2 separate regions of the Homo sapiens genome follow, and region 2 is linked to region 1. The links are chromatin loops, found by intact Hi-C in ENCODE. Cell type or tissue: gastrocnemius medialis. All regions are shown on one strand. Each heading gives the region's core, and the rest is flanking DNA. Links, peaks and the distances in the headings are about the cores only.

The links. Hi-C counts contacts between places; a loop is a spot of excess contacts. Peaks named below come from ENCODE experiments on the same cell type or tissue, not always from the same donor. Only the 100,000 strongest peaks of a DNase experiment are listed, where the experiment ranks them.
Region 2: a loop joins it to region 1, with 5 times the contacts of the local background. A loop is called at or near these places in 6 of 110 quality-filtered maps.

The regions. Positions count from the first base shown.
Region 1 is chr15:40,141,317-40,157,388 of GRCh38, forward strand. No RefSeq gene overlaps it. Among named protein-coding and RNA genes, the nearest start is that of BUB1B, 12 kb to the right of the region's middle. In gastrocnemius medialis, for the core only: no CTCF peak of the experiment used is centred there; DNase peaks (open chromatin) are centred at 9,025, 9,395 and 10,446; H3K27ac peaks cover 1,725 bases.
Region 2 is chr15:40,060,017-40,076,088 of GRCh38, forward strand. It overlaps SRP14-DT (SRP14 divergent transcript), which reads left to right. Exons shown (of 3, transcript NR_040060.1): 3 at 5,205-7,493. It overlaps LOC105370787 (a long non-coding RNA gene), which reads right to left. Exons shown (of 3, transcript NR_188231.1): 3 at 14,271-16,004. Among named protein-coding and RNA genes, the nearest start is that of SRP14-DT, 29 kb to the left of the region's middle. RefSeq lists enhancers at 1,565-1,624, 2,499-3,334, 4,181-4,290, 4,701-4,810, 9,796-9,915 and silencers at 8,304-8,487, 9,606-9,665. In gastrocnemius medialis, for the core only: a CTCF peak has its summit at 12,237; a DNase peak (open chromatin) is centred at 9,305; H3K4me3 peaks cover 487 bases; H3K27ac peaks cover 2,076 bases.

The DNA of each region.
Region 1 (16,072 bases), core at 4,770-12,769:
GCCTGGGCGACAGAGCGAGACTCCGTCTCAAAAAAACAAAAAAGAAAGAGTACTTCCCACAAACCTACTTGCTGTGGTTTGAATGTTTCTCCAAAGCTCACGAAATTCAGTTGCCATTGTAACAGTCTTACGAGGTAGGACCTTTAAGAGGTGATTAGGCCATGGGGGTTCCAACCTCATGGGTAGAACTGGTGCCATTATAAAAGGGCAAGTTTGACCCACTCTTGCTTTCTCTTGCCCCTCCGCCTTCCTCCATATAATGATGCAGCAAGAAGGCCCTTGCCAAGTGCCAGCGCCTTCATCTTAGACTTCCCAGACTCCAGAACTGTCAGAAAGTTAACTTTGGTTCTTCATCAGTGACCCAGTCTGTGGTACTTTATTATAGCAGCACAAATGGTCCAAGATATTGACTCTCCTCAGTCTTTCCATCTGAGTAAGAAAACTCCATCCTTCTGCTTGTTCAGACCACAACTTTAGAGTCATCCTCTTCTTTCCCTATACTTTACATATCATCTGTCAATAAACGCTGCTGTCTCTGCCTTCAAAATGTACTCAGACTCACCACTCCACCATGGCCACACCAATCTAAGCTACCACCATCCCTTCCCTGGATTGTTGCAATAACTGATCCCTCTATTGCTTCCCTTGCCTCTTACAGACTATTTTCATCCCGGCAGCCACAGTGCTCCTGTTAAAACCCATACAAGACCCTGTCATTCTTCTGCTCAAAAGCCATCACTTCCCATCTTATGCAAAGTAAAAGCCAATCTTTCCAGTGGCCTGTGAGATTGAGCATGAACTGACTCCTGGTCACCTCTCCAGCTTCATCTCTTCTTCCTGTTTTCACTCATTCTGCTCCAGACACATTGACCTCCTTACTGCTCCTCTAACATCTGGGAGAGCTCCGCTTCTGGTTAGGATGTAGAAATATATGAAAAGCCTTTGCTACAATGCTATCAACAAGAAAAACCTAGACAAAAATAAAAATCGTGCTTTTCTACTGAGCAGTGCAGGCATGGCCTTGATGAGTTGAATTCCACAAAGAAACAAGCCCTTTATAGATGAGCAGAAGGTCAGCACAGCTTTCACACCTGAGGATGTGCCTGGTCTGGCTACAGGTGGATGGAGAAACATGCCATAGGCAGGGGTTTTGTAAGGATAAGAAGAAATCAGCGAGCTGCGGCATGGGCTGGCAAGACAGATGACAATCTGGAAGAGGCCCAATATAAAAGCAGGTCATTTAGGCCGATAATTCTCTGTTCTCCACCCACCCCCATTCCTGAACTTTGCCACAACTGTGGCACTGGAGAAGGGGCTGGAAAGCAGAGAGTAATGACACGGTCCTGCTTAGATTCTGGGGCCCTGCTGGAGTAGAGTCCAAAGTTGAATCAAAATGATCTGAATCTGTACGCTACCCCCACCCAGCTCAATTACTGACAACTTGAAAAGGAGGCAGAAGCTTGGGATTGGGCTACTTACAGGTGAACACAATCTAATTAAAGCTGCAGTGCAGCCTTACCTCAATTCCACTGTCCGAGGAGTCCCAGTGATCAGCTTCAACCTAACCACCAGACAGGGGAAAGGAACTGCAATTTCTGAGAAGTAAACAAAAAGATATATTTTCATTTCTACTGTTCTTTTATACAAAATTTCTGGAATACAGTTTTGAGAAACAGGAGAGTAAGGAAAAGAAGCATGTGATCCATAATCAAGAGAAAATAGAGAAGCAGATCCACACATGATCCAGTTATTGGAGTTAGCAGACAAAAGCTTTAAAACGATTAATATGAATATGTTAAAGTTCACAGGAAAAGATAGCTATGATGGTTGAAGAGAGGGTTATTTTAGTAAAGAAATGTAAACTCTAAAAAAGAACCAAATGGAAATTCTACAACTAAATATATATATATATATGAACTAAATATATATATATATATATATATATATATATATATATATAAAATTCATTGGATGAGCTTAATAGCAAATTGGACACCACAGAAAAAGCATCAATGAACTTAAAGACAAGCCAATCAAAAGTATCCAAACTGATAAAAAGAGAGAAAAAAATTAATGACCACAGTACAGTGACCTGTGGGATAACAGCAGCTGTCCTAAGATTTGTGTAATTGCAGTCTCAGAAAGAGAACAAATAGCACCAATTGTTTTTCTACAGGAAGAAATAATAGTGAAAAATTTAAAATGTAACAAAAAGGATCAACCTACAGATTTAAACTAATTTTTTTTTTTTTTTTGAGACAGAGTCTCACTCTGTCAGCCAGGCTGGAGTGCAGTGGCGCAATCTCAGTTCAATGCAACCTCCACCTCCCATGTTCAAGCGATTCTCCTGTCTGAGCCTCCCAAGTAGCTGGGACTACAGGTGTGCGCCACCATGTCCAGCTAATTTTTGTATCTCTAGTAGAGACGGGGTTTCACCACGTTGGCAAGGCTGGTCTCGAACTCCTGACCTCAAGTGATCTGCCCACCTTGGCCTCCCAAAGTGCTGGGATTACAGACATGAGCCACCGCACCTGGCAGACCTACAGATTTTAAAAGGTCGTCAAACCCCAAGTGGGGTAAATACAAAGAAAAACACATCTAGACACATCACAGTCAAGTTGTTGAACCAAAGATAAAATGAAAATCTTAAAAGCAGCCAGAGAAAAAAGGAACATTACAATGATAAAAATGATGCCTAACTTCTCTTTAAAAACAATGCAAACCAGAAGACAATAAAATGACATACATGAAAAGAAAACCAGAAAATATAGAATTCTCTGTCCAAGAAAAATAGCTTTCACAAATGAAACAGAAATAAAGATATGTTTAGATAAACAACAGCTAAGGGAAATAATTTTCAACAGACATGTACTTCAAGAAATACTAAAAAAGCTGGGTGCAATTGTAGTCCCAGCTACTGGGAAGGCTGTGGCAGGAGGATCACTTGAGCCTAGAAGTTCAAGATCAACTTGGGCAACGTAGGGAGACTCCATCACAAGAAACAAGCAAGCAAAAAAAAAAAAAAGAAAGAAAGAGAGAGAGAGAGAAAAGAAAGAAGAAAGGAAGGAAGGAAGGAAAGAAAGAAAGAAAGAAAAAAGAAAGAAAGAAAAGAAAGAAAGAAAGAAAGAAAGAAAGAAAGAAAGAAAGAAAGAAAGAAAGAAAAAGAGAAAAGAAAGAAATACTAAAGGGAGTTCTTCAGGCTAGTGAGAAAAGATAGCATGATAGCAGTTGGAGGCTCAGATCTACCAGAAGGAATGAAGAGCATTGCAAATGGTAAGTATGTGGGTAAATATAGAAGACTATTTTAATTTATTTTGAATGACAATTGGCTTTTAAAAACACAAATAACAACCATATATTATGGGACTTATTACATGCACACAAGTAGAATAGATAATAGTCAAAGGATGGAAGGGGCAAATGGAAGTAAAATGGAATTTTCTTAAATTATTTGTGAAGTGGTATAATGTAGACCCAAAATAAACTCTAACAAGTTAAAGATGCACACTATGATCCCTAGAGCAATTATTAAAAATAAAACAAAGAGGTATAGCTAAAAAGCTACTAGAGGCTGCATGTGGTGGCTCACGCTTATAATCCCAGCACTTTGGGACGCTGAGGTGAGAGGGCTGCTTGAGGCCAGGAGTACGAGACCAGCCTGGATAACACAGCAAGACCCAGTCTCTACAAAAAATAAAAAATAAACTAGTCAGGCATGGTGGTGTATTCCTGTAGTCCCAGCTACTTGGGAGGCTGAGGCAAGAGGATTGCTTGAGCCCAGGAGGTTGAGGCTGCCGTGACCCGTGATTGTGCCACTGCACTCCAGCCTAGGTAAGAGATCAAGATGCTGTCTCTCTCTCACACGCACGCACACACACACACACACACACACACAAAAGGTCAACAGAGGCAACAAAATTGGATATTAAAAAACAATTGATCCAGCTGAGCACAGAGGCTCACGCCTATAATCCCAGCACTTTGGGAGACCAAGATAGGAGGATCACTTGAGCTCAGGAGTTCAAGACCAGCCTGGGTGACATAGTGAGACCCTGTCTCTACAAAAAATAAAAAATAAAGTAGCTGGGCCTGGTGGCGTGTGCCTGTAGTCCCAGCTACTTCAGAGGCCAAGACAGGAGGATCTCTCAATCCCAGGAAGTCGAAGCTGCAGTGAGGCATGAGTGCACCGCTGCACTCCATCCTGGGCAACAGAGCAAGCCTCTGTCTCAAAAAAGAAAAAAGTGCATTGCCACTAACCATCTGCATTGCCTTTAACCATACCCACTTCCCTGGCTCGGCCAAACACTTGAAGAGCACTGTGCTGAGTGCCTAGTACAGTGCTGCTCAAACCCTAATGAATTGCCCGGAGATCTTGTTACACAGAAAACTACATTTTGATTATCAAGGCTATTTGACTATCATGGTAGGGGAATCAGAGATGACCAAGACAAGGTCCCTGTCTTCCTTTGGCTTAAAATCCATACAAAACAGCATGGGGGAGAAGGTGAGCAGTGCCCAAAGGGTGGTGGAAAGACAACAGAGGAAGAATTTCACCGGTTTCAATAAAAAATGCATGATTTTGGTAGACACTTGACAGATTTAGTGAGTAAGGCCATTTGGTAAGAGAGAGAGTTGGGCTACACCAAAACTCAGAGAAGTGTAGATGAAGCCAGTGTCCATGCAACCCAGAAGAATACGCTACTGGGATCCTTTCTTTTTTTCGCTTTATTCTGATGGCAATTGCTGAAGGGGAAGAGACATGGCCCAGTCTTGGCATGGGCAATGTGGGTGTTTTACTGTAGGCAAAGAAGGCCCAGGATTGGCTGTGGGGCACCTCGGAGAAATAGGCCCTGAGTACCGGTTCAGGTGTGGACTCTTCTTACAAAGGGCAATGCAGAGAGGGCCGAGCAGCAAGCAAGAGCATGACTCATTATGACTTGTCTTGAATTCTTGTCATTTCTAAGTAGAGGGCTCTGCCTGCTTCTTTTCAATCAGGTCTGCTTTGATGGGTATAGATTTGGGTACAATCTTAAATCTAAAAACCTCCCTGATGCAGGGCTAAGTCAGGCCCCTCACTCAGTATCTGCACAGAGCAGTGTATTCATCAGGGTTCTTTTAGAGGGACAGAACTAATAAGGAGAGAGATATATATGTGTGTGTTATATATGTATACACATATAGAGAGAGGGGAGTTTATTAAGTATTAACTTCCATAATCACAAGGTCCCACAATGGGCTGTCTACCAGCTGAGGAGCAAGGAGAGCCAGTCCAAGTCCCAAAAATGAAGAACTTAGAGTCTGATGTTCGAGGGCCATAAGCATCCAGCACGGGCAAAAGATGGAGGCTGGGAGGCTGGGCCCATCTCGCTGCTTCACTTTTTTCTGCCTGCTTTATATTCACCGGCAGCCGATTAGATGGTGCCCACCCAATTAAGGGTGGCTCTGCCTTCCCCAGCCCACTGACTCAAATGTTAATCTCCTTTGGCAACACCCTCACAGACACATCCAGGATCAATATTGCATCCTTCAATCCAGCCAAGTTGACACTCGGTGTTAACCATCACGGGCCGGATCAGAGAATCATGGGATTTTAGAGTTCGTAGGCCCTTCTTGTGGCCCAACACTTTCTCTTTATGGTAAGGAAACACCCCAAACTCAAACTCTGGCATCGTGCTCCCCTTACTCTGGAGCTTAGACCCCTAGTATAGACTGCTCCCCAGTCCCTGTAGAAACCCGCCTCGAAGCCCTCAGCAAGGCAGCAGGGATAAAGAGAAAAGGGGTACAGCTTCTGCCTGGGGTGGAGGGTCAGGGGTGAGGAAGGCTGGTTGATCAGCTTTCAGGCCATTCTCAGAGGCCAGTAGGCAGGGCTGTGTGCCTGGAGATCCAGTCCCCAAGGAGCAGAACCAGAAGGAAGGCCGGGGCACTTGGCTGCTGAGAATGGTGGAAATTAACCTGGAGTGTGACCCCATCCCTAGAGTGATGGAAGGCCAGCAAGAGTGGGGTCCGATGGATACCGCCCCCCAAAACTTAGACAGGCCATGTGTCTGGATTTGCTTAGGACGGTCCCATTACATAATATATAACTTTTATCTGAGCATAACTATTAGAGGTTCCCCTTTCACTACCCAAACTATCCTGTTTCAGACAATATTTCTATGGTCACCCCAGTGTAACTCCAAGACTTTGACCACCAAGGCTAAGAGGTGGGGTTGCTGAGCCCCTGTCCTGGCCCTGTGGGGCCTTCCTTCTTTGCCGCTCCTCTGCTCCGAATCATTCTAGATATACCTCCAGGATCAAGTACAGGTAGGAATCGGGTTCCTGTGGGGAGATCACTCTTCTTAGAAGCCCTAGAAGCTCAGCCTGGCCCCAGGGCAGCTCCAGAAGGGTAGGGAAGGGAACTGGAGGCACTCTGGGGCTGACTCAACATCTGAGATGGCTGCAGATGCCCCTTGACTGCACCCAAGCTCCAGCCAGGCCTGTTCTAAAGCTGACTGAAAGCCCCTTGCTGGGAAGGAGCAGGGCTTGGGACAGGGCACCCACTTCCAGAATATTTGCACCATGAAGTTACACTTTCCCCTCATGGGATGCGGCTGAGGAGGCAGCAAGGACTGTATAGTGCTGAATCTGAACTCGGGAAGGCCAGGACACTACCCCAAGGCAAAGTAAATTAACTAATTTTAATTAAAACTACAATAACACTGTTCATTGACTACTTCTATGGTTGCACGCTGCCTTTCTTTACCTGCGGGCTAGCTCTACCATACTTCAGTTACAGGTATCTGACGAGGTTATATCCCAGGGAATTACATACCAGACTTGCCTTCCCATGGGATCTCAATCTGGGCCTTTGCCTCTTGCCATGGTTTGAATGTCCCCTCCAAAACTCATGTTGATATTTAATTGCCCTTGTGATGGTGTTAAAATGTGGGACCTTTAAGTGGTGATTAGATCATGAGGGCTTTGGTCTCATTCATAGATTAATACCTTCGGAAGTGGGTTCATCATCATGGGAGTGGTTTCCTGGTGAAATGATAGGTTCAGCCCCATCTCCTCTGTCTCAGGTTCTCATTTCCACCTTCTACCATGGGATGATACAGCATGAAAGACCTAACCAGATGCCAAGACCCAACCAAGAGCCCTATGCTCTTGGACTTCCCAGGCTCTAGAACCACAAAGCAGATAAACTTCTTTATAAGTTACCCAGTTTGTGGTATTCTGTTATAGTAGCAGCAAACAGACTAAGACACCTCTGAATGAGCCACATTTTCCTCCTTTCATGTATGCTAATTGGGGCCTCAACTTCCCTGTCTCTCTTCACCATCACACACTGCTCTCCAAGGTGGGAGGCTAACTTTATTCCACACCTGAAATGTTCCTATGTTCCAAGTTTCCAGAGGGTCCCTAGGCCTCCGGGAGGGCTCTTACTGCAGCAGGTGTGACAATGCCCAAGTCAAGATGGTGGGTGAGGACCGGGGCTGGTGCCTCTGCTTAGCTGAAGAGTCCTCCACTGAGCTTTTGGCTGGTCGTGGCAGATAGTTGAGAAGAAGGCCAAATTGCAACTGACAGTTGAGCACCCTTGAGAACTGCGCTCCTAAGGACTTTGTAGAGCAGAACCACCATGCCAGGCAAGGCCTGCCTACCTGCAGACATTCACTTAAGAGAGAGTTGGCCTTTGTTTTATTGAAGCCATGGTTATTTTGTCTGTCTGTCTACCACAGCCAAACCTAATCCTAACTGATATCGCTATGTTAAGATTTACTGTTTACACTCCAATTATTTCCAAAAAGAATGAGACAATTTACAGCAAATGAAAAAGAAATGACAGAATCATTCAAACAAGCATAAATGAATAAGAGGCACATAATAAAAATGGGGTGACAGTTATTCCAGAAAATGTGAATTGGGGGTCATTATTATAGCCATGTGCAATTTTTCACATCTAACTTCCTAGCAGTCAAGTGAAATAAGGAACACCGGATGACTTACAGACTCCTTATTATCCGTGCGGGTGGTGAAGGAACAAGATTCTAGTCCTGGGGCCATCTTACAAAGCAAACCCATTGTTATCAATAGCATCACCCCACAGCAAGGATGTGAGTTAGAAACATGCACTGGTTGGTGTGCTGTGTCTTCCCCACTTGCCCCACCTGATTTACCCTCCGCTCTTCTCTCAACAGTGTCCTGGAAGCACTGTGCCCATCATTTCTTTTCTCCTCTGACTTCCAGTTGGTTTGGCCAGTGGGGGTCCCTGGCAGGACATCAGAAGGCGGGAGGGGAGACTGGTCATTAACGCTCCCGTGGTGCCATGCTTGCCAGTGGCTGCCTTCCTGACACAGCTTTTGTCAGGCTCTCTCATTGCTGTAGTCTCTCAATGGGCTCCAGGAGCAAATCTTAACTCTCTTCCCATCAGAACTAGGGGTAGCAGCTTCCCCTTGTTGCCAGTTTCTAAGTTCTTCACTATCCATGTTTGTTCCCTTTAATCCCATCCCTTCCATAGTAAATTTTCCCTTCATTTATTTATTTCACGGACAGTGAATCATTGGTTTCCTGCTAGGACCCTGATGATACAGATGGTGTCTCCGTTAGAAATGAATCTGGCTTCCATAACAGCGAGCCTTACAAACAGTGGCTTAAGCAAATAGGTCTTTTTATCCACATTATGAGAAGTCTGGGGGTGGTAGTTCCAGGATGGTGCAAAAGCTCCATGATGCTGTCATAAAGCCAGGCTCTCCCTTTCCACTCTCCTTTCCCTTAACCTGTTGGCTTTTGTCTTTCTGCCTTCACCTCATGGCCACAAGATGCTGCCCAGCTCTAGACATTCCACCTATCTTCAAAGTAGGAAGAAGGGCAAAAGGGCCATGCCAACCATGTCTCTTCTGCCCCAGTCTTCTCCAGACTTCCATTTGGGTCATACCTGGATCACAGGACTACTCCTGGATGCAAGGGAGGCCGAGAAATCGGGGAACACATTTGTCATGACTGAGTTGGGCAAATCATGACTCATTGCTCGGGGCACTCCTGGCACATTGCCATCCCAACCACTCACTCTGTTAACAAAGGAGAGCAGGGAGAATTGGTTTTGGGCAGGCCATGAATACTAACAGCTGCAGTGAAGCTTCCGAAGGCTGGGGAGGCAGCCTGTGTACAATGTGACAGTGAACAGAAACTGAGACAAGCTGGTGGAGAGCCGTGTCTGTACCCAGAGATAGGTTTTAGGGATACACTGTCCCTAAAACTACCTCATGCCCAGTTCCCCACTTTAGTGAGAATGATCAAGACCACAAGGTGTAGAGACAAACCCTAGACACAGTCAGAAGACTCCTCTGGAAATCTTCCACAGCCACCTTAGCATTTCTCTCTCCCTCCTCCACGTGCCCCGGCTTCATATGATACTCCTGCTAAGTCTCTGACCCCACTGTGTTGCAATTATCTTTCCACACAAGGCTGTCCTCACCCACTAGACCAGGGGCTACTTGGGGACAGAAATTCTGTCTTGTTTGTATTTGTGATCCCTTGCCCAGTTAGTGCCTGACATAAAATAACAATAACAAATGCTCAATAAGGGCAAGGCGCGGTGGCTTATGCCTGTAATCCCAGCACTTTGGGAGGCTGTTGCAGGAGAATTGCTTGAGGCCTGGCAGTCAACATCACCCTGTGCAACATAGCAAGACCCTGTCTCTACAGAAAAAAAAAAAAAAAAAGCCTGCAATGGTGGTGTGCATCTGTGGCCCTAGCTACTCGGGAGGCTGAGGCAGGAGCATCACCTGAGTTTGGGAGGTAGACTTTGCAGTGAGCCATGATCATGCCACTGCACTCCAGCCTGCGCAACAGAGCAAGACCCTGTCTCCAACAAAACAAAACAAAAACAAAAAACCCCACAAATGCTCAATAAAGATTTGTTGACTGAGCAACTGATTGACTAAATAAAGGAATAGGAGTTGGGTTGTGCTCTCTATCCTAATACACTGGGTGACCTTGGGCAAATAACTTTTCTGAACCTGGGTACTTCATCTGTCAATTGGGAGAGTTGCACTAGAACATCTCCAAGACCCCTTCTCGCTCTGACATTTGGTGATTTTTAACTCCCACCGTGAACCACAGAACTCCCATTTCTGGAGTTATTTATTTGGTTTGAGGCATTAGCTATCCAGATATTCTCTGTTAAATTGTATATGCACCATATGAGGACGTTATTCAAATAAGAATTCCATCAGCATCACTGAGGAAAAATCTCTGGTGTTATGATTAGCAGGTCTTAGAGTGAATTTTCTTGAGGGAGTGAAGCGTAGAGAGAGAAGCTTTAATGTGGATAGGAAAGTCTGAAGTGAGATATACCGTCCAGTTACTCTGGGACTCGTTGAGATCCTGCAACAGGAGACAGGGAGCCTGAGTAACTGGAATGTAGGTGACATAAGGACAGTGGGGAGTTATGGGGGCACAGAAAGGTGCCAAAGAAAGTGCCATTCGTTTGTTCATGTCTGTCTAGCAGAATAGCTGAACATGAACGAGCCAGGCTGTGTGTTGCAGAGGGGCATTGGGGCAGGGGTGGAGCAAAAAATCATGCTTTGCTCCAATCAGGGTGGCCAGAGGACCTGATGGGAGACTCCTCTGGCCAGGTTGTCAGTGTGTGGCCTGCGGCCATCTGTCTTCCACAGTGATACCCCACGGGACAGACCTTAGGGTCCCTGCATGGCTGAAATGGAACAAAAGAGGGAAGAGCCTGTCACTTTTTCATTTAGCCTGTACCTTCCAGACCCTTCCTCCGCCACGGCATGCAGGGGAGAAAGTCACACACAAGGCGAGTGGCATTCTTCCCAAGGTGCATACTTTTGCCTTTTTGCATAACCTGTCATGTGCGCTCCCCCTCATAGATATTTTTGCCATGAGTAGAATGGTATTAATTTATTACTAGTCATCATCATGAGTAATTCACTTTTTTGTACACCTCAGGTACATTGGATGAACCACAGTCTTTGGTCTATAATCCTCTCTTTTTACTGATCCAGGCCTGGCCCATCTTTGTGCTTATTTGTGTTTAATTATTTATTTATTTCAAAATAATATAAGAAACACAAACTACCACCCAGGGCTAGAACTAAAATATGAAGCAGACCCACATGTACCTATGTGCACCTCGTCCGTTCTATCCCTCTATCTGTTATCCTGCTACTCCACATAGATTATTATTATTTTATTTATTTGTTTATTTTGAGACAGGGTCTCACTCTGTCGCCCAGGCTGGAGTGCAGTGGTGTGATCTCAGCTCACTGCAGCCTCGGCCTCCTGGGTTCCAGTGGTCCTCCCACCTCAGTCTCCTGGGCAGCTGGGACTACAGGTGCATGCCATCATCTCCAGCTATTTTTTTAGTTTTTGTAGGGATTGGGTTTCGCCATATTTCCCAGGCTGGTCTTGACCTCCTGGACACAAGCAATCCACCTGCCTCAACTTCCCAAAGTGCTGGAATTACAGGCATGAGCCACCACACCCAGCCTAGGTTTTTTTTTTTTTTTTTTTTGAGGCAGAGTCTTGCTCTGTTGCTGAGGCAGGAGTGCACTGGCCTGATTTCTGCTCACTGCAACCTCTGCTGAATCCTCCACCTCCTGGCTGGGTTCAAGTGATTCTCCTGCCTCAGCCTCCCAAGTAACTGGGACTACGGGCGCGTGCCACCATGCCCGGCTAATTGTTGTTGTTGTGTTTTGTTTTTGGTTTTTTTTTTAGACGGAGTTTTGCTCTTGTTGCCCAGGCTGGAGTGCAATGGTGCGATCTGGGCTCACCACAACCTCCACCTCCCAGGTTCAAGTGATTCTCCTGCCTCAGCCTCCCTGGTAGCTGGGATTACAGGCATGCGCCACCGCACCCAACTAATTTTGTATTTTTTGTAGAGACAGGGTTTCTCCATGTTGGTCAGGCTGGTCTCGAACTCCCAACGTCAGGTGATCCACCTGCCTCAGCCTCCCAAAGTGCTGGGATTGCAGGCCTGAGCCACCACGCCCAGCCAATTTTTGTATTTTTTTTTCTTTTTTTTTTTTAGAGGGAGTCTCACTCTGTTGCCCAGGCTGGAATGCAGTGGCGTCATCTCAGCTCACTGCAGGTTCCGTCTCCTGGGTTCTCGCCATTCTCCTCCCTCAGCCTCCCGAGTTGCTGGGACCACAGGCGCCCACCACCATGCCTGGCTAATTTTTTGTATTTTTAGTAGAGACGGGGTTTCACCGTGTTAGCCAGGATGGTCTCGATCTCCTGACCTCGTGATCTGCCTGCCTCGGCCTCCTAAAGTGCTGGGATTACAGGCGTGAGCCCTCGCACCTGGCCCAATTTTTGTATTTTTAATAGAGACGGGGTTTCGCCATGTTGCCCAGGCTGGTCTCGAACTCCTGAGCTCAAGTGATCCACCTGCCTCGGCATGCCAAAGTGCTGGGATTACAGGCGTTAGCCACTGAGCCTGGCCATCAGCCTAGATTATTTAAAAATTTTGATCTCGGCCGGGCGTGGCGGGTGACGCCTGTAATCCCAGCACTTTGGGAGGCCGAGGCGGGCAGATCGTGAGGTCAGGAGATCGAGACCATCCTGGCTAACACGATGAAACCCCGTCTATACTAAAAATACAAAAAATTAGCCGGGCATGGTGTCGGGCGCCTGTAGTCTCAGCTACTCAGGAGGCTGAGGCAGGAGAATGGCATGAACCCGGGAGGCAGAACTTTCAGTGAGATTGCGCCACTGCACTGCAGCCTGGGCAACAGAGTGAGACTCTGTCCCAAATAAATAAATAAATAAATAAATAAAAATATTGATCTCTTAAACTGTGTGAGCTATGAGACCGTGAGCCTGTGTGAGGCTTGTGAAGGATCACACCTACTACCACAGTTTATTCACCAGGACCTGAGCCAGTGCTTCTAAGTCCTAACTGGCTGAATTTGCTTATGCCTAGAGGGACCAGAACCTCAGTCAATGACACATGTTCACAGCCTTGTGGCTGGAGTCCCCAACTTGCAGTGAAGTAAGATTGTCCACAAATGTATTTCACATTGTTTTGAAATTTCACCTAAGCTAGGGTGTCTCAATTTCGGCATTACTGACACATTGGGCTGGGGAATTCTTTGTTGTGAGGGGCTGCCCTGACCCTTGTAGAATGTTTAACAGAATAACTGGCCTCTGCCCAGTAGATGCCAGTAGCACTCCCAGTTCAACCAATTCTGCAGATAAAGTTTCCCCAAAAGACAATGCCCCTCCATAAAAGAAAATACAAGCACATTTGTATTGTGGGGCCTAGCTACATAACCTGTGGGCCTCAAACTAGCAGCCTGAAGGATGCCTGGAAGGTCATTAGAAACGGAGAATCTCAGGCCCCACTCAGACCTAGAAATCAGGATCTGCCTTTCAGCAAGATCCCCGGGTGATTCATCTACACAATCAAGTTTGAGAATCACATTCATGGAGTTTATACAAACCGCACATCTGTGTGTGACTAGAGTGGGCCCAACTGTGTTTCTCAAGGGTGGGAGGGGGATTACTGCCATTTTGGGTGGGACAATGCATTGTTGTGTGGGATTGTCCCATGCTTTGTGGGACAGACTATCCCATCCCCATTAAATGTTCACAATGCTCCCCAGTGCCCAAGACAAGTAGACATTCCCTCTAAGACTCTTGGTGGAGTAGAGCTGCCCTGAGGTGTGAACTCTGGAAGAGGAGAGTCCCTCCACTCTTAAGACCTTGGATGAATGCAATTTGCCTGACAATAGGACTGCCTGTCTACAGATGGGTCTGGGAGGAAAGGAAAGATGCAGAAGTTAAAACATCACAGTGCTCTTCATCACGGCTTCAAGGGGTTAGGGGCTTGCTAGGAAGTGCCAGGTTGATAAGTACTGGCCAAAGGGGAGCCAGGGCCATGAGCCTGGCATATCCCAGGCAATGTCCAAGCTAGGAGCATTGAGGAGTGGAACAGAGGAGATATAGGAGCCCTCCGGGAGAAGCAGGAATTACAAAGTGCTGCCCAACCAGTCAGACCAGCTGGGCCGGTTCCCCCTGAGTCCTGGCAGCCTTAACGGGCTCATTAGAATAAAGCCAATGATTGAAAACAGTTTGGCATCCCAGAGCCTGTCTGGGGAGAGGAAGGAAATGCATACAGGTGGGTGAGGTGCCCATTCTGTGCCCCACCCCCTTCTCACCTGCAGGCCCTTCCCAGAAGTGGGAGGAATAGGTGGTTCCACAGCTGGGAAACTTGAGAGCTCAGTGGGATAAGCCCCTGCTTTGACAATGCAGCTGGATGCCCGCCCTGGGCTCAAAACTGAAGGGGCTGGGTTTGCTCCCCACCTGCTGCTTGTCAGGCACAGTGAGTCAGGGTCTCATTTCAGGTCCTCACAACTCTCCTAGGCTCCTGCCATTGCAACCACCTGCACTTCCCCAGATGCCGAATGCACTCTCACTCTCCTGCCTCCTAGTCCTTCCTGTGCTATTCTCTCCACCTGGAAAGCCCCTTCTCTCTTTTTAGTAACTCCTACTCATTTTTAAAGACCCCTCTTGGCAGCAATCCCAACCTCCCTTTCTCTTGTTCTCTCAGCCCCCATGCTTGGGTGTGGGAGGGCCCCCATCCTCTTTCAAGTTCCCCTAACTCCAGGCTCCTGCTGGGGCTATAGCTCATAAGCTGTTATATCATAGATTGTTTTGTTTTTCTTGAGCATAAGACTGGTGCTTTTTTCATATTTATATCTCTGGTGCCTGGCACAGCACCCGACACAAAATATTCAAGAAATGTTTGTCAAATGAATGGTGGACATCCTAGAGTGCTTGGTCCAACAAGGTCATGTGCTAGCTATTCTCTTTTGTTCATTACTGTCAATCAGTCAGTTAACCAGTATTGATTGAGTACCTGCCTCGGGCCAGGTCCTAGGGATGAAGAGTTAGAACCCATATTCTCATAGCTTTTCTACACCAGTGAAGAAAACAAGGCTAACTGGAGCCTTTGACTGCTAGAAAGAGGTCAACTGGTCCAATATCTTTGTTTACCACTGAGGAGGAAGGCGCAGCCTGTGGGTAGACGGATGGGCCTCTCTCATGCTCGTCTGTGTAGTGGGGTCTTCCTCATGTCAGCTGCCATAGGTAACTCATATTCATTGTTGGGAGTCTGTTCCAGGCACACATCCCACAGCTGGCAGTAGTCAGCCTCTCAAATGCCACATCTTCCTCATTGACAACAAAGGGAACCAGAGCTAGCAAGAAAAAAAAAAGCCTTTTCTCTTGGAATGCCCACTGCCTTCTATAGCTGTGTTAGGCCATTTTTGCATTGCTCTCAAGAAATACCTGAGGCTGGGTAATTTATAAAGAAAAGAGGTTTAATTAGCTAGAGATTCTGCAGGCTGCACAGGAAGCATGGCGCCAGCATCTGCTTGGCTTCTGGTGACGGAGGCCACAAGGAGCTTTTACTTCTGGTGGAAGATGAAGAAGGAGCAAGAGAGAGAAAGGGGCGTACCACATACTTTTAACGACCAGATCTCAGGTGAACTCAGAATGAGAACTCACCATTCACCAAGGGGATGGTACTAAGACATTCATAAGGGATCTGCCCCAGGATCCAAACACCTTCCTTCAGGCCCCATCTCCAACAATGGAGAAGCCTCTTTCTATGCGAGATTTGGAGAGGACAAACATCCAAACCATGTCAATAGCTCCTTACAAAGGGTTTGGACGGAAAACTAGAAATAGGCTCAGATAGATCCAGAGAGGTTTGCAGCCCTCCATGCCATCTTTGGCTGTTAGGAGATGATGTTTCTAACTCTGCTTGTCTGGATTCTGTTCTCCCTGCTTTAGCTTGGGAGCCCGTGTTGGAAGAAAGGCACTGAAATGCCTCAGAGCAACAAGTGTCAAAGACCTACATGGAGAGCGGAAGCTTGTGGTTGTCTTGGCTCAAGAGGCTGGGGTTGGCCAGGCACGATGGCTCATGCCTGTAATCCCTGCACTTTGGGAGGTCGAGGCAGGCAGATCACCTGAGGTCAGGAGTTCAAGACCAGTCTGGCCAACATGGTGAAACCCAGTCTCTACTAAAAATACAAAAATTAGCCAGGCGCCTATAGTCCCAGCT
Region 2 (16,072 bases), core at 5,069-13,068, 81 kb before region 1:
TCACCTCTTGTTCCAGCCATTGCCCCAGTGACCAGTTTTGCACAGGTCTTGACCAGTGCCGTGTAAATGTCGCCTGGCAGGGCCTCTCCACATGCCTCTCGCCCAACACCATGATGGGGGGACACCCATGGAACCTGCTTGGCATTAACACATGAGCCGCCCAGAAGTGAAGGGGAGCTAACATTCCATGGGATGACTCGAGAGGAGCCAATGGATAACTGTCCCCCTTCTTCCAGTGAGTTCTGAAGTACGTTTCATAAAGCTTCACAGAAAGACTGAGTGGTGTTCACTCAGAGAGATGTTAACACACTCCCATATTGACTCCCCCCTTTCTCTGTTTCATTCCTCCTCCCCCTCACCCCTGCTCCCTGGGATCATGTTCCCAAATAAACTACTCATGCTTAAGCCTTTGTCTCAGGCCCCATGTAAGATCTGATCTTACATGGAGAATTTAACAGCAACAACATCACACCAGGGGCATGCTCACCAGGGGCAGAGCAGGGGTTCACACCCCGGCAAGCTTCTCTACTCGCTTCCATGTTGCCTCTCAAAGATCCCAACCTCTAGAGGACATTTAAAGGCACAGGCCTAGATGGAATCTAACCATCTAACCGGGAGAGACTGTAAATAAGAAAAAAGTCCCCACACCATGCTCACATTTAGAGATCAAGAAGAGGAGGAGCCAGCGAAGGAGCCAGAGAAAGAGCTGCCATCCGGGTAGGAGGAAGCCAGACCAGTGTGGAGTCCTGGACTCCAAAGAAAGACAGCGTTGCAAGGAGGAGCGAGTGCCCTACTGTGCAAACGCTGCTGAGAAATTGAGGAGGTGAGACCAGGAGACAGACCTTTTGGATGCGCCAGTAGGAGGTCACTGGTGACTTGGACAAGGGCAGTTTCAATGGAGTGACAGAAACAAAAACTTGGCTGGTGTAGGCTAAGAGGGAATGGAGGTGAAGATTCGGAGAAGTAGCCAGCAGGGACAACCACTTCAAGGAGGGGTGCGTAAAAGGGAGGAGGAAGTGGAGCAGAAGCTGAAGAGGGTGTAGGGTCAAGGAAGAGTTTGTTTTGAAAGTGAGAGAGATCATAGCGCAGTTATGTGCCGAAGGGAATGGTCTGGCAGAGAGAAGGAGCTGGATAGTGCAGGAGGGAGAAAGGTGATTTCAGGCAGTCTTGAGTAAGTGAAGGGATATGGTGCACAAAATGAAGGGATTGGCCAGGGATGCAAGAGGAGGCCATCCCTCCATCTGTCCATCCATCTATCCATCTGTCCATCTGTCTGTCCATCCATCCGTCTGTCCGTCCGTCCGTCTGTCCACCCATCCATCCATCCATCCATCTGTCCGTCTGTCCATCTATCCTTCCGTCCATCCATCCATCCATCCATCTATCCATGCATGCATCCATTGTGAGGAAGAAAGGTAGCAGCGGGCATAGATGCAGGCACCTTGGGAGATCTGATGGTGAGAGGCACGTACGTTCCAGCAGATGACATTTAGTTTCTCAGCAAAATAAGAAGCAAGATCTTTAACTAACAGCGAGAAACTAAGGGAAGGTGTTGAGGGTTGGAGAAGATGTGAAACACTTATCTGGAGAGTGGCGCAGTGAATTTAGTAGAGAAATATAGTAAGATTACTGGGCAAGCTGAGCGCCCACTTGAAGTTTGTGGTCAGAAGCGTCAAGTGCGGCTATTCAGTATGACTGTGAGTTTCCCCGGCAATGCTCAGCTACTCAGTGCAGGTGCAGGGTGTTGGGTTTAAGCAGGGTGGAGGCTGTGTCAGGAGATTCCAAATGAAGGGAAAAGAGCAAGAAAGGAGAGGGCTTCCACAAATGGGTGATTCTTGTCAAGGCCTACAGAATTGAGCTGGAGAAGGGGGTTGAAGGCAGTGAAAAAGGACAAGTTCAAAGGCAGGGAGTTCCCAAAGGGGACACATCATTGAATGGAGGTAATAGAGTAGATAAGCTGAGAGCCGAGGAAGGGGTGGTCAGGGAGCAGGGGGTTCAGAAGTGCTGAGGCAAAACCCTGGCCATGGGAGTGGGAGGCCCAGGCAGCAGAACGAGAGGTGGAGAGTGAGGAGGCCAAAGACCAAGAGTGGGAGGTGCTGGGTGGACATCTACATGGATGACCTTCCTTGTCCACCATCTCTTAAACAGCTCCCCATCCTGCCACTACCCCTTCATCTGCCTTTTCCTTTCATAGCCCCTCTGTCTAACATTATTTTACGTAGGACTGGTTCATTGGTTAATTATCCTTGCTGCCATCAGAATGTAAGCATCTGAGGGCAGGGACATTTTCTCTCTGGTCTACACTTATAAACTCTTTTCTAAGAACATACCTGGCACAGATTAGGTGCTCAGAAACATGTGCTGGACAAAAGAATGAATTAATGTTAAGGTCTAGGAAAAGCATGGAGGAGTGGTGGTGGAGAGGAAGACCGTGGGCCAGGTACTAAAATCTGTGAATGAGCAGGAGTGGCCTAGAGTATGGTAAATACTAGAAGGGATGGTGGATGGTCTGGTCTGATGGCATAGCTGCAAAGGAGATGCAGACTTAGGCTGAGGAGGAAGGGGGAGAAACCTACAGGTGGCCATGAAAGCAGGGAGGACAACTCGCTGCCTCCAGGCATACTGATGTGGAAGAAGAAAACAGAGCCAAGACAGGAGGTGGCTGCAAGGAAGCTGTGTGTGGGGGTCAGGCAGGTTTGCAGTAGAACAGGATGGTGAAAGGAATGTTCAAAGGGAAAGTCGAGTGGATGGGGAGATTTTGCTGATGACAAACCATAAGTTCCCGAGAGCAGAGTGAAAGGATCTGGGGGATTGTGTCAGATTAGGGGAATAGAGCTACATGGGGGTGAAAGTCTTGGGGGTGAAGGATGAACAACAGTGTCAGGCTTCTGGAGGTGTCTAGGGACACAAGGCCACAGGGCATGATGGGCTCTCCTGAAGGTCTCTCTTGGGCAAGTGGGTACCCCTGCTCACGCCAGCTCCTCCTCCAGCCAGGGCCCACGGGCCATGGACCACAGTGAGGCAGTGATATTGGCGTTGGAGGGGCCTTGCCAGACACTGAGTGTTCGGGGTGGGAGGAGAGGGCAGCTTTGGGTATTGGAAGGAAAGTCGAGCAGGCACTCCGGAGACTAGATTCTCATCCAAATCTTTCCTACAAACCATGACGTAACATTGGGCAAAATGGTCATGATTTTCCTTATCTATAAAATAGAGAGGAGAGGAGGTCTCTCTTAGCTGTGCAAATCCTGGCCTCTGTCTCCTTCTTTCCCTGACTTCTTCTAGCTCCTGTCTCCTCAGCCCTCCCGACTTGTAGCTAAGCCCTGGCTTTGTATTAACCACCCTCCTGCTGTCAGCATCGCTGAGAGGCATAGCCAAGGCCTGCCCTCTTCCTCCTCCCTGGCTCCAAAATGCTCCATGCACTGTCCCATGCCACTCTGATCCTGAGCAGCCAAGTGGGCAGAATGACACTCCTTTGGGCGTGGAAGTGAACATCAGCCATGAGTAGGGAGAGGAAACTGCCCACAGAGAGGGCAGACTCCATCAGGGGCAAGTGACAAAGCCACAGACTGGCATGAAGAGGCTTCCCAGGCCCTCTGGAAGGCAGTGAAGCCAGCAGCCTGGCTCCTGGGATGGGCTGTCCCCTATTCAGCAGCTCCATGGGCCTGGAAGTGGGCCCAGGGAGCCAGCCAGAAGGAGGCTGTGGCCAGAGGCTTGATTTGCAGCCCAGGACTAGGACGCAGGGTTCTCATCCAGGCTTCACCCACAGCAAATGTGCGACTCTCCCTGGCCCTCTGGGTGGGGATTATAATAACTACCTTGCTTACCCCAGTTGCTGGAGGCCAATATTCACTGAACATTCATCATGAGTCAGGCATTCAGTAATCCTCACAATGGCCCTAGAAATTGGCCTGTACTATTTTCAACCCTTAGGGAGGAGGTGACAGACACATAGAACATCTAAGTAACTTGCCTGACACTCCACAGCTTGTAAGTGGCAGGGCCAGGCTCTTAGCCCTAAACCATACATTAGAGATTTATTATCATTTAGGTCCCTCAACAATCTTGTGATGCAGGTATTACCATCCATTTTACAAACATGGCAATGGCTCAGAAGTCTTCAGTTATTTGCCCAGGGTCACTTGGCTGACTGTAGCAGAATCAGGATTTGAACCCAGGCCCAACTTCAAAGCCAGTCCTCTTCTCATTGGGTTGCGCCCCCAGCATTAGCACAGGGACAGTTCCTCAGGCTGACTGCCCAAGGCCCCATCTGTGCAAACAGGAGAGGAAATGGCAGCCTAACTCCAGGCAGGGCCCGGGCTCAGAAGGGGGTCTACAGGGCTGAAGAGGCAGCTGGCCAGAGATTCCACAGGAAGCATCTTGTTGACACATCTTCATCACTTTGGAATTTGAGCAACAACATTTACCCCTTCTGAAACTCACCCAGAGGAAGCGGATTTTCTGACGCATATGAAGAGTGAGAACTGTCTACATCTAAGTCTTCTTTGAGAACAATACCAGCTGAGCGGCTATTTACATTCCAGCTTCTTTTGAGAATCTCTGAAGATGATTAAGTCATTGTCAGCTGGTAAGGGTTGGTCTCACCACTTCTCATGTTGGATCATTGAGGCAAGAAACCTTCAAAGAATCCTTTTTGGGTATCTTTTAGTGAGGAAAAAAGTGGGGACAAAGATACGTAAGGCAGTACTTGCCAGAAGTCGCGGGGTGGGAAGAGGAAGTGTGCAGAGTTCTAGAGCCTGTCTTCACCTGGGGGATGTGCACTGACGATGCATATACTTGGCTGTGAAGGCCCAAATTTAGGACAGGGAGTTAGAACCACCCACATTGAAAGTCTAAGGGCCTGTTTCATCTTGCAGCCTCACCACGCTCCCACCAATAGCACAAATACTGTAGTACAAATGCTATGCTCAGTAAATGTTAATCAGCCTCATAAACAGTTCAGGGAAGGCTTTGAGGAGGAAAAGGGTGGAATTTCACCTGGGCCTTGAAGGGAATTTGGGAGGCACAGAGATGGGAAAAGGAAGAAGGCTGAGAGAACAGCATGAGCAGGGCACGTGGTGCACTATGGGAGTGTGTCGTGGGAGATGAGATCAGACAACTCCAGAGTCTGGAGTCCTTTACTCCAGGGACTTGGTGAGCATGTGGTGATCTGCATCTCCTGTTCTCTACACCTTGACTTCTCCTAGGCCCAGAACCATATCCTGCTCCACAAGCCTCGTCCTTGGCAAGAAGTTGCACCTGCCCAGAGAGAAAACCTTTTGAAACTGGCACAAAGGCACTGGAGAGACTGGCAGGGCCCCCTACTTGACGATCTGGCTCATCCATCTGCACACTGACCACGCTAAGAGCTGTCTGCAGTGATGGAAACCTTCTCTAGCTGTGCTGTCCTCTATAGTGGCACCAGCTGCCTGTGGCTACTGAGCACTTCAACTGTGGCTGCAGAGACTATGTTAAATTGTATTTAATCATAATTAATTTAATTGTAAACAACTACATGTGGCTAGTGGTTTCTGTACTGGGCACTGCAGGTGCACATTTCCTGCTGGCCATGGACAGTAAGCTCCATAAGAGACTAATTGTGCCTGGTTTGCTTATAGGCTTATCCTCAGCACCTGCACCAGCCTAGAATATGATTGGCACTCTATTAATTAAAAGTTCCCAGGTAAATGAATTAGTGGATTCTCTGTTTCCTCCACTATGCCACAACCTCCTTAAGGGCAGAGATGGTGTCTTCAAAAAAAAAAAATTCTGGTCAAAAACACATAAGATCTACCACCTTCACCATTGTTGTGTCCAGTTCAGTAGTATTAACTACACTTACATTGTGATACAACAAAAGATTGTGTCTTTTTACATTCTTAGGACCCAGCACAGTGTCTGGCACATAATCTTAGTAAACACTGGCAGAGCACATGCCTTTGCCAAGGCCAGAACAGAGGTTCAGTGCCATCCATTACCACCCTTTCACACATCCACTGGGGCTTTAAAAACAACCTGGAATGAAAGCTGTTGAGTCTAGAGAAATGGGCTACAAAGAAGGTTTACAAGATAATCTATTAAGAATAGGGAATACAGGCCGGGCACGGTGGCTCACACCTGTAATCCCAGCACTTTGGGAGGCTGAGGTGGGTGGATCATTTGAGGTCAGGAGTTCGAGACCAGCCTGGCCAATGTGGTGAAATCCTGTCTCTACCAAAAATTATCCAGGCATGGTGGTGCGTGCCTGTAGTCCCAGCTACTTGGGAGGCTGAGGCATGAGCATCGCTTGAACCCGGGAGGCAGAGGTTGCAGTGAGCCGAGATCGCGCCACTACACCCCAGCCTGGGTGACAGAGCAAGACTCCGTCTCAAAAAAATAAAAAAACCTAAAATAAAGCTTAATACACATGACATATGGATTGGCAGTCACACATAAATATGATTGATAAGGATACAAATATTTGGAGGTGCTGCCTGACCATCTGTTGCTGATTATGTGGAGATCACTTGTCTAGGACCCTGAGATAGACTGATGTTTCTAACTCTGCCACACACGGTCTCTCCCACCCTCCAGACACTTTCTTCCTTCAGTTCAGGGAACCCTCAATACACAGTAAGAATGAAGAGGTTGCAGGTCTGAGCTTGAGGAGGACTGGACTAAAAGGAGTTTAGCCCTGCCAGGGCATTCCGAGGACTGTGAAGATCCGGAATATTGGCCACAGGCATCTATGTATTTGAATCATATCCATTTTTGAGCTCACTCCTAGCAGAGGAGTCAAAACTTACGTTCTGGCCCCCAGGTACATTTCCAGTCTCTTACTCATAAAATTGTGACATACCCCCAGGGGTGCCCAAAGGGGTTTGTGAATCAAGATAGTTTGAGGAGAATCGATTTTCTGATCCTCAGTTTTTCTATGCTCTTTTTCCTAAAAGCGATATTCCTAAAAAGGCATCCAAGACAAGGCATCCCCTTTCCCATTTGCTGGGGAAGACAGCTTTACAAGAGAAAGCTGCCCCTCTCACCCATGTGACCCCCCACTCTGGGGCACTGCCCTAGGGGTAGAAATCTCCAAGGCATCAAACAAAGTGACTCCTGGGGGTCAAGTGACAGAGGAGCAAGTCTTTCTGCAAGTCAAGTGGTTTCCAGCTCTGCTTTCAGCAAAATTGAAAGAGGCACTAATCAAATTGCCAGCGGATCATAAAAAAACATTTTGATAATAATGTTATTAGGCATATAACTTGGAAGAAGTTCAAAGAATTGAATGGCATCCTCATAACAAACTCATCGGCTTCCATTTATTTATTTATGTGGACAGTGTTTCTCAATGTTTAAACCTACAAAAGACTAAACATGGGAGTAAACTTCATGTTGAACCTTGTGTGAGTCTAGCAATAAGTCATCCACATATACATACACTAATTGGGAAGAAAACCTGTCCCAACCCCAACTATTTTATTAAGAGATGCATTTCCAATAAAAATTTACCTTTTATGTTTAATAGTTGTTTATCAAATTTCGTAATTATTTACATTGCTCTGATCAATTGGATATAAACTATTCTAACACTAAACTCATAACCAAAAAATTAATGCTCAGCTTTGGGAACAGAGGAATTTTTTTTTTTTTTTTTTTTTTTGAGAAGGAGTCTTGCTCTGTTACCCAGGCTGGAGTGCAGAGGCGCAATTTCAGCTCTCTGCAACCTCCACCTCCCGGGTTCAAGCGATTCTCCTGCCTCAGCCTCCCAAGTAGCTGGGACTACAGGTGTGTGCCATCACGCCTAGCTAATTTTTGTATTTTTAGTAGAGACAGGGTTTCACCATGTTGGCCAGGATGGTCTTGACCTCTTGACCTCGTGATCTGCCCCTCGGCTTCCCAAAGTGTTGGGATTACAGGTGTGAGCCACCAGTCCCGGCCAGAAGTTTTAATCTTTAAATTTTATTTAATACAATAATCAATCAAAGATTTTTCTTTCTTTCTTTTTTTTTTTTTTTTTTTTGAGACAACTTCTCCCTTTGTTAGTCAGGCTAGAGTGCAGTGGTGCAATCATGGCTCACTGCAGCCTTGACCTCCTGGGCTCAAGCCATCCTCCTGCCTCAGCCTCCCCAAAGTACTGGGATTACAGTCATGAACCACCATGCCTAGCCAATAAAAGATTTTCAAGCATAAAAAATAAATACAGGCTGGGTGCTGTGGCTCACACCTATAATCTCAACACTTTGGGAGGCCGAGGTGGGCGGATCATTTGAGCCTAGGAATTGGAGACCAGCCTGGGCAATATGGTGAAACTGTGTCTCTACAAAAAATACAAAAATTAGCAGGGCATGGTGGTGCAGGCCTGTAGTTCCAGCTACTCAGAAGGCCGAGGTGGGGGAATCACCTGAGCCCAGGAGATTGAGGCTGCAGTGAATCAGGATCACACCACTGCACTCCAGCCTGGGCAACAGAGCAAAACCCTGCCTCAAAAAAAAAACAAACAAACAAACAAAAAAAAACCCTTACATTAGCATAAAATCTGTAACAGGAGTGAAATGGAAATACAAGTTCTTGGAGAGAACGAAATAATGTAAACTTCTAAGCTGTTTAATTAGCGTTTGTTCCCCTATTTTTTTTAATGGATAATGTTGGACACAGAATTGCTCTGGCATTTAGATTCCATTGGACATTTAAAAGAAAGATACAATTTGTATTTGAAAATATCAATATTCATTTTTCTTTGAATTTTTTGACTATAAAATATAATAAAGGCATATAGAAAGTGAAAAAATATTCATAAAATGCTAAAAAGGATATCCTTTGGAACTATTTAAATTTCTGATGGAAAATTTCAAATGCCAACTTAAATACAAGAGGGTAGGTCATGTAAAAAAATTATTTAAGGGGCTTTGAAGGCGGCTGTCTGGGGAGTTAAGGTCTTGTGTCTCCAGTGCCCTCTCTCACCCCTAAGGTACTGGGTGGGCCTCTGGAGGTACATCTGCCTATACAAGGAATCTTTGATGTAGCAAAAAAAAAACACAAAACACAAAAAACCCTCACAGCATGCCCTGCCCTTGGGCTCTGGAAACCACCGTCCTGCCTGCCCCACTCCTGCTCTCAGCCCCCTCCTCAGGCCTAAGCCTCCCCAACCCTCCCCACCCCCCACCCCACTGCCCCACCCGCAGTCCACCCCGCTGTCGCCTCCCAGCCCTGGCCCGGCCAGCCCTGGAGTAAATAAACCACCGGGCAAGGACCCAGACAATGGGCCTTGGCAAGGAGTTAATGGGCTGGGCCTCTCGCGTTAGCCGAGTGTGACCGGAGCTGGCAGGGGGCCTGGCCTGGCGCCAGCATCGATTACGACCAGACGGAGCCAGGGCAGACTTGGCACGAATGGGCCCCACAGCTGGCAGATTCAGTCACCCTGGCCACAAGGGCACGAGGCCTGCCCTGGGCGCCGGCTGCCACCGCGGCTGTGCTCCCTGCCACCGCCTTCACTGCCAGTGTGGCAGGGCCGCTTGTCAGGCACTCAGTCCCTAGGCCCTTTTGGTTCTCCCCAGGGGATTGTCCCTGGTCAGGCCTCTTCCTGTCCCAGGCTGCCTCTGAGGCTGCTCTGTGGCCCCACAGACTGGGTGCAGAGCGGGGGTGGGGTAGGGGGAGGCTGAGGGTTGGGCTGGGGGATGCAGCTGTGACGCCCCTGCCCCCGGCACTCCCACCACTCCAGGACAGAGGGAGGCTGCTGAGCCAGGCTGGTGTTGGTCAGCAGGAAGAACAGGTGAAGCAAGCCTCATTTCTGGTGTCCAGATGGAGGACAGGGTCTTTCTTCCCCTGTTTCTCAGAAACCTTTGTGGGCCTGGGCTCTGCTCTGGCTCGGCAGCTCCACCCTGCAGGGGGATTGGCCGGGTGGCAGGGACCACCTGAGGGCTCACTGCGTCCCTGCTAAGAAGTTGTTCGAGTCAGGGTTTGCAAGCGGGGCTTGCCTGGGGGAAAGGGCATTTCTTGCTTTTTGGGTTTACTGCTCCTCCCAGGCTCTCTGGGTCCCTCTCCCCTGGGCGATGGGCTGTGGCATAACGTCCTCAGGGCAAGGTAACGGCTCCATCTGGAGCTGATGGCTCCTCCAACGCTAAGGAGCTCCATGGACCCAGTCTTGCTGAGCAAAGGTTTCTTTGGCTTGACTGCTGGAAGACAAATCACACCACTGGGCAGTCTCCAAATTTTAGGGGATGGTCAGTATCTCTCTGAGAGAGATACTGAGAGGTCCAAAAAACCCCACAGAGGAGAGAAAACACCAGGCCACATACCCAGAGTGACAGCCCCTGCTCTCTGAGGTCACAGGTGGAGAGCAGGGGAGGTCAGGCCCTGAGGGCTGTGGCTGCTGGAGCCAGCTCCACCAGGCCTGATAATCCCTGCAGATGAAGCCGGCGCCCATCCCAGTAGGCAGTGGTAATCCCCACCCAACCCCACTTCCCCGGGGAGGAAGCTGACACAGGGGTGAGGGGGCACTGGAAACACGGGAGAGCAGAGGAATGGCAGCTGGGGCCCTTACCCCGGCACCAGCTTCTGCACCTGCCCTGAGTTTCCCTTGTCCCCCTCCAGAAGCTCTCAGATCTTTACTTTTTTGTGAGCTCTGTTCTCAGAGAAAGTTCTAATACATGTATAATACCAACTGGCTAACTGAGTGGGGTGGGTTGGGGCTTGGGGGGCTGGGGAAATGTGTGGCCCACCAAAGGACACTAACCCAACAACCCTGCGGAGTTGTGGTCTCCAAACTGAAAGAGGACACAGTGTCAGGTGACAAACAAAACTGGCCTGGAGCCAGGCATGGTGGCTCACTCCTGTAATCCCAACATTTTGGGAGGCCGAGGCTGGAGGATCACTTGAGCTCAGGAGTTCAAGACCAGCCTGGACAATATAAGGAGACCCCTGTATTTACAAAAATTTAAAAAATTAGCTGGGCTAATGGTGGTGCATGCCTGTAGACCCAGCTACTCGAGAGGCTGAGGTGGGATGGTCGCTTGAGCCTGGGAGGCAAAGGTTGCAATGAGCCGAGATTGCGCCGCTGCACTCCAGCCTGGGCAACAGAGCGAGACCCTGTCTCAAAAATTTAAAAAGTTAAAAAAATTAAAATTAAAAACTGGCCTAGACTAGGGAAGTGAAATGTCCAAACATTTTGAACAGATAAGAGGCATGGTAGGAGGGATGAATTTTTATAAAAGAAATATTGACATTTGGTGGCGAAATATAAATATATACAAATCTTTTCCTCTACAATACTTTTTTATTGTCCTTGAAGGACCTACAAAAATCACTTAGGTCGTTTAGGCACATAAAATGTGCCATGCATAACTTGGCTCATAAAATTGTCACCTTTGTTATATGGTTCCAGAGATGTGAAGGTCTGTTTAAAAGTTAAAAACATGCTGTTAATGGAGACTCTATTTTTCCCCAATATTTTTTAAAACCAAAAGACTCCTCAAGGAGTCTGATTTTTTTTTCTCCCCTGGCCTTCATCTGGACTCTTCCTTTTGGTGGCCTTTAATGAAGTAGGTTGGAGACCCTTCATACTGGGTAACCTCACACCTTGACCTGGGTAGTCAGTAGCACAGGGCCCAATGCTTAGAAGGGCCTTGCATTTGGTTTAAAACTCTGTTGCCGCAATATATATATGTCTTTTTTGAGACAGGGTCTTGCTCTGTCACCCAGGCTGGAGTGCTGTGGCATGTTCTTGGCTCACTGCAGCCTCCACCTCCTGGGTTCAGGCTATCCTCCCACCTCAGCCTCCCTAGCAGCTGGAACTCACAGGCATGCACCACCACGCCCACTAATTTTTTATTTTATTTTTTTGAGACAGGGTCTTGTTCTGTCACCCAGGCTGGAGTGCAGTGATGCAATTTTGGCTCACTGCAACCTCTGCTTCCTGGGATCAAGTGATCCTCCCACCTCGGCCTCCTGAGTAGCTGGGACTACAAGCATGTGCCACTGTGCCTGACCTAATTTTTTATTTTTTGTAGAGACAGGCTCTCACTATGTTGCCCAGGCTGGTCTTGAACTCCTGGGCTTAAATGATCCTCCTACCTCAGCCTCCCAAAATGCTGGGATTACAGGCACGTGCCACCACACCCAGCAAACGCTTCATAATTTAATAAGGGGCCCGTATTTTCACTTTGCACTGAGCCCCACAAGATAAGTAGCCAGGTCTAGTTATACCCCCGCCTGAAGCCAACACTGACCTTCCCCAGCCCTCGGAGCTGTCCCCAGGCCTCACTAGTCTCATCTCTCCAGTAGGAGGCCTTTGCCCTTGTGTAAGTCTTGCTTCTTCTCGTCAGGAGTGCCTGACTGCGTGCCTCGCTTCGAGCCTCCCGTCCCCTCTAGCCAGCTCAACAGCATCTCCTTATATTCCCCTTCGGCCCTGGGGACCACTGGGAACAAAACAAAACGCAACCCGTTCCCTTGTGGCTGTCGGGCGGGCGGGCGTTGAGCCCTGTTCCTCACTCCAGCTGGTGTACCCCTCCGGGAGCCACGCCTCGCGCGGAGCGGGAGCCTTCAAAGAGGCCGCGCCTTCCTGGCTGCTCCCTTCGCATCCTGATCCAGTCCAATGATGTTTTTGCAATTTTCCTGTGAGCTTGGTGGGAAAAGCTCAAAGAGACTCTGTCTTCCTTTCTGGCTTCCTTTCCAGACGGCGCAGCTTTCTCTCAGCTGCTCCCCTGCCCCACCTCTCTCGAGGAAATCGGTCTCTTTCCTCTCCCCCTCACCCAAAAGGTCCATTCCTGAGGCTTATCCTGAAATCAAGCCGTAGCGGAGCGGTGGGGGATCCGAGGCACAAGGTGGGTCGGAAGTCGGCTAACCACCTGGCTTGGGGCCTCCCTACCAATGCCACCTGTGGAGGCAGACTGTTCGGAGGATCCCGGAGGGAGACAGGGATAAAGAGAGCTCCTGGGGCTGGAAGAACATTAGCACCTCTCATTAGGGCTCCCACAATACCCCATCTGAAAGAAGGTGATGGGTTGTTCATAACCCGCTTCTCCTGGAAACACTTTCTAGTGGCCGGGGACAAACGGGAATGTGTCGCCTCTGTGGCCTTTCTGTTGAAGCAGCTTAGCTGTCAACGCTATTCCCTGGGAAGAGCCTGGCATCCCAGGGGTCTCAGAACGGGCATCAGAGTTCAGAATGTATGACAATCACTCCCAGCCAATACCATCACTCTCCCAAATCAGGAGTTTCCAGTTCTCCCAAGGCATCAACTGTACCCTGACACCCTAGTGCAGTGCTAGGGAAGTGCGCATGTCCCATTAACATCACTCCTCCATCCGCTCCTCCGCCCCTCTTTCCTTCTCTATTAAAAGTGATAGGCTGGGCGCGGTGGCCCACGCCTGTAATCCCAGCACTTTGGGAGGCCGAGGCGGGCAGATCACTGTCAGGAGATCGAGACCATCTTGGCTAACACGGTGAAACCCCGTCTCTACTAAAAATACAAAAAATTAGCCGGGCGTGGTGGCGGGTGCCTGTAATCCCAGCTACACGGGAGGCTGAGGCAGGAGAATAGCGTGAACCTGGGAGGCGGAGCTTCCAGTGAGCCAAGATGGCGCCACTGCACTCCAACCTGGGGGACAGAGCGAGACTCCGTCTCAAAAAAAAAAAAAAAGATCCGCAGGACTTGAGAATAAAGAAGACTTGCCTGCTGTTTCCACCCACTAGAGAGCCCACCAGGCCCAGGGACAAGCCCAGGGCTCCAACTCTTCCCTTTTTTTTTTTTTTTTTTTTTTTTCCAGCAACGGGGCCTCATGATGTTGCCTAGGCTGGGCTCCAGCTCCTGGATTCAAGCAATCCTCCCACCTTGGCCTCTCAGTGTTTTGGGATTACAGGTGTGAGCCACCACGCCTGGTCTCAAGCCTTCGCTTTCGCAATCAGCACTAAAGGCAGCCAGAAATCAACCGTGCGCCACCCCCGACCTGAGAAACAAGTCTAAATGTGTCCGGAATTGGTGGGTTCTTAGTTTCACTGACTTCAAGAATGAAGCCGCGGACCCTCGCGGTGAGTGTTACAGCTCTTAAGGTAGCGCGTCTGAAGTCTGTCCCTTCTGATGTTCACACGTGTTCCGAGTTTTTTCCTTCTGGTGGGTTTGTGGTCTCGCTGGCTTAGGAGTGAAGCTGCAGACCTTCGCGGTGAGTGTTATACCTCTTAAGGCAGCGCGTCTGGAGTTGTTTGTTCCTCCCGGTGGGCTCGTGGTCTCAGGAGTGAAGCTGCAGATCTTCGCGGTGAGTGTTATAGCTTATAGCTCATAGACGCAGCGTGGACCCAAAGAGTGAGCAATAGCAAGATTTATTGCAAAGACCGAAAGAACACAGCTTCTATCAGCCTGGAAGGGGACCCGAGCGGGTTGCCAATGCTGGCTTGGGCAGCCTGCTTTTATTCTCTTATCTGGCCCCACCCACATCCTGCTGATTGGTAGAGCCGAGTGGCCTGTTTCGTCAGGGCGCTGATTGGTGCGTTTACAATCCCTGAGCTAGATACAAAGGTTCTCCACGTCCCCATTAGATTAGTTAGGTACAGAGTTTCCACACACAGGTTCTCCAAGGCCCCACCAGAGCAGCTAGATACAGAGTGTCGATTGGTGCACTCACAAACCTTGAGCTAAACACAGGGTGCTGATTGGTGTGTTTACAATCCCTGAGCTAGATATAAAGACTCTCCACGTCCCCACCAGACTCAGGAGCCCAGCTGGTTTCACCTAGTGGATCCCGCAATGGGGCTGCAGGTGGAGCTGCCTACCAGTCCTGCGCCGTGCGCTCGCATTCCTCAGCCCTTGGGTGGTCGATGGGACTGGGCGCCGTGGAGAAGGGGGCGGCATTCGTCGGGGAGGCTCGGGCCGCACAGGAGCCTACGGAGGGGGTGGGAGGCTCAGGCATGGCGGGCTGCAGGTCCCGAGCCCTGCCCCGCGGGAAGGCAGCTAAGGCCCAGCGAGAAATCGAGCACAGCACCGGTGGGCCGGCACTGCTGGGGGACCGAGTACACCCTCCGCAGCCGCTGGCCTGGGTGCTAAGTCCCCCATTGCCCGGGGCCAGCAGGGCTGGCTGGCTGCTCCGAGTGCGGGGCCCACCAAGCCCACGCCCACCTGGAACTCCAGCTGGCCCACAAGGCCGCACGCAGCCCCGGTTCCCACTCGTGCCTCTCCCTCCACACCTCCCTGCAAGCTGAGGGAGTGGGCTCCGGCCTTGGCCAGCCCAGAAAGGGGCTCCCACAGTGCAGTGGGGGCTGAAGGGCTCCTCAAATGCCACCAAAGTGGGAGCCCAGGCAGGGGAGGTGCCGAGAGCAAGCGAGGGCTCTGAGGACTGCCAGCAGGCTGTCACCTCTGATAAATAGGTAGGACCGTAAGCAAGCCAGAAGCCCAGGTGAACAGTGGGCCCGGAGCCAACAGGAACTCGCTCTGAAACTCCAAATCCCAAAAGAGTAGAGGGGCTGGTTTCCATAAAGGCCGCAAAGTAAACCTTGTGGAGAAGACTCCAGTGGCTCTGGAGAAAGGGGGAAGCAACGTGGGGCAGCAGAAGGGCAGAGGACAAATGAGTCAGCAAAAATGACTTCCTACCTCCCAAAGGGGAGGGGGTTGAGGACGGGAATTTCCAGTAAGAAAGACTGGCAAGATCCTGGGTAAAAGCTGAAAGGGAAAGAGGTACACGGGGCAGGAAAATAACACCATTGGAATGAAAATGGTTCCCCTGCAGTCTAGTGATAGGAGAAGGAGGGAATTGAGTGAGTTGGGGTATCTTAGCCATCTCGGCCAATCGCGTGGCACTACAGCACTGGGACTTTCTTGGCAGAATGAATACACAGGGGCTTAGAGGCATGTGCTGCTACTGAGGGGAGCACCAAGTGAGAAATGGAAAAGACCAGGAGAGTGGTGAACGGCCTCACGCTCACTTGACTTCACTCATGCAGAAGGGCTGCGGGAGCAAGATGGAAGTCCTGACTGACGATCCACACTCTGGGTCTTCAGGGAAGTGTCAGCCTCAGAGCTGCGGTCAGTGCGTGGAGCCGGCTACCTGTTGGGGAAGAAGAACTTAAGGTAGCTCCTTACCTCACACGTGCTAGTTAGGCTAAATAATTATTA